Regions from separate parts of the Homo sapiens genome. Here region 2 is linked to region 1. The links are chromatin loops, found by intact Hi-C in ENCODE. Cell type or tissue: Calu3. All regions are shown on one strand.

What was found. Peaks named below come from ENCODE experiments on the same cell type or tissue, not always from the same donor. Only the 100,000 strongest peaks of a DNase experiment are listed, where the experiment ranks them.
Region 2: a loop joins it to region 1, with 7 times the contacts of the local background. A loop is called at or near these places in 1 of 110 quality-filtered maps.

Annotation. Positions count from the first base shown.
Region 1 is chr2:145,684,967-145,687,466 of GRCh38, forward strand. No RefSeq gene overlaps it. Among named protein-coding and RNA genes, the nearest start is that of LINC01966, 800 kb to the left of the region's middle. In Calu3, no CTCF peak of the experiment used is centred here; a DNase peak (open chromatin) is centred at 945.
Region 2 is chr2:145,430,805-145,433,304 of GRCh38, forward strand. No RefSeq gene overlaps it. Among named protein-coding and RNA genes, the nearest start is that of LINC01966, 550 kb to the left of the region's middle. In Calu3, no CTCF peak of the experiment used is centred here; DNase peaks (open chromatin) are centred at 577 and 1,097.

The sequences.
Region 1 (2,500 bases):
GAAGGAACAACTATCCATTTGGCCATGATCACCCAAAATTCAAGATGAAGCGTGTCCTATCTTCTAATCTTCATATTATTTTGTTAAATTCTAATTCATTACATAAATTATGACCAAAAACTTGGCACAGAAAAGTATTATTTTGTATTTATGTCATGTATTAATTCAGATCAGTAGTTCTACCAGTAAGAACAAAAGAATATGTTCTGCAGATATGACCTATAGGCTGGTAGTATGATCTTCTAAGGAAAACCATTTTTCTTGAGATTTCTAATATTTTCATTGCTATTAATGGTTTCTTTCAAGTTCTTAACCATCTCGAGTCAGGTTTGTTGTATTTATCTTTCTCTCTGGTTGCAAATTTCCTTTAATAGTCAATGGGACAATTAGTAAAATACATTCCAAATACTCTGGTATAGAATAGGTCCTGGATTTCAGCATTTGAGCAGACACACATCTACGTGTTCATGTCTAGACTTCTATTCAGTACAAAGATAATAGCTTCAGCTCAGAAAGTATTTCACCACATTTATCTATTGCCTTATTAAAAGTAATTCCCAGAAGGAAACTTCATGAGTAACTATTAATGAGTCATTTACAGTTACTCCATAGACCAGATTAACCAAGATAAAATTTTGGTAATGAGTATTACCTAGTAGGAAGGTAGGTTGTAAAAACAGTTTTGGTTGAAACTTGAGTCAATTTAGTTGTATCAATGAACCTATCAAAATACAACTTAAGAAATAGTTGAATTCTTCAACTTTGAATGACCTTTCAGAGTCTATTTGCAAGGCGTTATTTTCTGTCTTCTATTTCTTTTCCGCATGCTTGTTCACTTTACATTCCTTTACTGCCTTCACTTATTGATTGCTTGAGTAAAACAAGGCCACACCCTCTGTAGACTCTCGGTAAACTGATGAGGATGAGGTTGACAGACTAGAAGGTAGGAATAATGTCTAAGTACAGAAATGGGTGTGTCAACTGCCCTCTGAATTGTGAATTCCAACATCATGTAGCTGAGGATCTCTGGAGAAATAAGCCAGTCAGCCAACTGACAAAAGAGGCTTCAGGTTTTTGACACAAGGTGTAATGACACTTGGGCAATATGACCTGTTCCATGGCATTTTACATTATGTCGTGATAATATCACAAAACATAAAGTTCTTCAGGCGATCTGCTACATCATATTCCACCATGAGTTCATAAGGAATTTAAATAGCTGATTATCAACTTGAATTAGTGTAACTGCTGCCAGATAGTTGTAAATAACAACAATAATATATTCAAAGAGTGCCCTTAGTTAAAAATACAGTAGGCAAAGAGACAGAATCAGCATTAAACGTCACACAGAAAATTCTGAGTTAAAGATTTGGGCAGCAGTCTACGTTGCACTTGACTTAGAGGTGATTTTAATAGACTGGGTGGAATCAACAGACTTGCAGCACATATTCATGTTGAATGACTCTAGATGAGTGAAACAAAATACACAAAAGGAGACTAGGTGATAATTCTAAGAACCTATATTCTGGGAATAATATTATTAACAACTGTATTCAAATTTATCCTTACTTGTTCGCCGTTCTTTAATTTTCTCTTACTGAGGAGTTTGGAAATTGAATGTATTCATTCCCCAAAATTATGCCTGTGTGATGAGTTGAACTAATGTTTTTAGAAGTGAGCAGCTCAAATAATGAGAGTTTGGGGGCTACTATATTGCACAACTCCAGCGGGCACTATTTACATTGTATTCTGTACTGTAAATATGACATATGGTTACACTGAATTTTATCTAAAAAATAAAAGAACTTCCTGACATAAACTATTACAGTTTATACCAACAGTCTACTCTATAATTGGGCCCCTCTGCAGGCTTTTAAACATAAATTGACCTCATACTCATCTTTAGAATGGCTTATTAAGGCAGGACTCACTAAAAGTCATAATGCCTTTATAGGGGGAGTAGAGAGAAATGGAAGTTGTTGATTAAAAGAAAAACAAAAGGTAGACTACTTGACTTAAACATCTCTTATAAGCTATCTTATTTAAATATTTAATCTTCCTTTCTCCAGAGCAGGGAAGTATTTTTTTTTTATTTTATTGCTTACATAAAATTTTCTACTACACTTGCAATTAAATGTAATGTTCTCCTACTTTCTTTGTTTTTTTCTTTCCTTCCTTACTGTTAAGAGTCATAACCACTTTAGTCCTGCAATGAGATTAACATCCCTGGAAATATGAAAAATAAGATACCTTAAGAAATACTTGACATGAAGGGTGTAAGATGTGATCGACTTTCACCAGCCTCTGCACAAAGACTCCTTGGCAAAAGAAAGTCAAAGAGAGAAAAAAAAAAAAAAAAAAGGCATGAACTAGAACTATAGGTTTTTAACCTTTCCGATTTTTATCATAGGTGAAAGCAGATCTATGAAACTACTCTATTCTCTACAAACCTGAAGAGAGCCAGGCAAGTTGGGCTCCACATGTCTTGTTATCATTCCAG
Region 2 (2,500 bases), 250 kb before region 1:
AAAGAGTTGGCAAAGCCAGAACACACAATAATATTGCTAATTGTTGTTATCTTTGCAGGTGCATTCCTGCCCGAAGAGTACAGTGGACCCACACATTTTCTGCTCAGTTTCTTCTTTCCCCTATGAACTTGGAGAATGACGTTCAGGGTAAAATCTGGTTTGGTCCGGCCTCACAGAAGTGCATCGTAATAGAATATGCTCTGTAAGTATCCTACCATCTACTCAAATATATTTGCCCAGTAATTAGCACATATACTAAGCAAGGAGGTTGCCCAAATAATGAATATGATAGAGAAGTAGAAAATACCTTTAAAGCGCCCATTTTGATCCATGGTCTTAATTTGTTATGATATTAAAAAGATGCCAAATAATTAAATAAAATACTAATTTGAAGGGCAAAAAAAAAAAAAAAAAACAACCCCACCCATTTATCTTCTCAAATTTGAACAAATGCCAAATGAGGGCCAGATCCTGCTGTCTACTTGTGCTTCCTTTGCTTCCTGAATCCAGGAAGGAGAAAAGAGAAGTCAGGAATGTGATGTGTTTTCCACGCCTCAGGTCTGCCTCCATGTGTCAGCGACGTGTAGGCTTCCAAAGTCTCAGCATTTAAAAGGGTTGACTTCAGAGCTCTGAGGGAGGGGACAAAGCTCTATTTGTTTATAGTCTTTAGCTCTAATTACATAATTACATTGGAAGGGGGACTGACTTCTGAGGAATAGCAACAAAGCAAACAAGGTAAAATTGTAATAGGTCAGTCCAGTTATTATCTTTCTAGCCCTCCAGTGTGTGTGTGTGAGCACGCGCATGTGTGTGTCACACACGTGCACACCGGCATATGGTATTAACAGATAAAGCCAGCCGTGTGTATGCAAGGCTATCATTTTACCTTTAGTGCACTGTGACACCCTGATTATCTCATTGAAATTGGAAGGTAAACGGGATGTTGTAGAAACAGAGGCTCTCATGGCAGGTAATAGAGCAGATCTAATTAGCCTCAAGTACCTGTAATCCTAGGAGATATACTTGGAGATAAAAGCTAGGGAGAGTCCCTCAGGTATGACTAATAGGTCCCCAGCCAGGTTGGCTCTGGATCAGGTGTAGTGGGACAGCTGTGCTGAATGTGCCCTATTGATCTGAGAAAGGCTACACTTTCTGCCACAAATTGAATTCAAATTGCTTAAGAGAGGAAGGCATCAGGTGCTACTTGCTTCATATTTCAAAATAATTTTCTTCCATACCAGTTTGGTAGTAGATTGTTTAGTCTTCTGTAAAAATCTGTCTTTTAAAACATATCCTCTGAAATCTTATATACGATTTCCTTTAAAACCATTTTTTAATGCCATGGACAAGTGCATTCTAGACACGTTTCATATTTTTGAAAACTGAAGAGTTTTCTTAAAGATTATGGCCCATGCCTACTAGGTGATATTTTATAAAAGGAAATTTTGTTATTCACTTTAAGGAGAAGAAAGATATGTTTCCCTGTTTATTAATTAATTATAAGAACTTAATTAGAAACACAGAAAACAAAACACAGGATTTTAAACAGGGGATAATCTAAAATAATGTTTTCCAAGTACCTGTCATCCTAGAAGATGTACTGGGTTTGAATACAAGTAACATTTTTTACTTAAAGAAAATGTTATGTTAACCCCTCCCCCCAACACACACACACACACACACACACACACACACACACACACACACACACTTCCCTGGGCCCCCAACAACATAATCAGAAGCTGATAAAAGGAGGACCCTTGGCATGAAGCCAGGGTAAAACCCAAGCCCCATCCATTTGCTCCCCCCTAGGCATGTTGCCTCTTACTGAGGTCTTTGAGGCCTTGGAGCCTCTCAAAAGAATCTAAAAATCACTGAACTGGGCAATGTTTGGTTTTTAAGTGGGGCCATATTTAAACAATTTCAGAAGATTGACAGTCGAAGTTGTTTTAAAAATCTATTTCTGAATGAGATATCATAATATCTCCTAAGTCAATTAAGTATACATCACAGCCAGAAAATTCTTCGTAAGCACTGTAGCTTGTTATTCTGTTCAGACATTGGTGATTATCTCATTCATTCAACAAATATTCATTGATTATCTACTATATACCAGACACATTTCTAGATACTGAAGAGACGTAAGTGAACAAAACAGAAAAAAACTACACTTAATAAGGAGTTTATGCATTCCAGTAGAGAAGACATAGACAGTATGTAATTAGCAACATAAAAATAAAATTTTCGGTAATTGAAGACACAAGTGTGATGAAAATAATAGAACCATCATAAAAGGAGTTGAAAGTACTGAAAGGGCTAGAAGAAATTTTAAATGGGATACTTAAGGTAAGCTTAATTTAGAAAGTCATATTTGAATAGAGACATTGATGAGGGGAAAGAGATAGCCACATAGATCTCTAGAGACAAATACATATTTAACAGTATTTTGCATATAGTAAACACTCAAATGCTGTAGATTATGTTTATTCTTGAGTTAGCC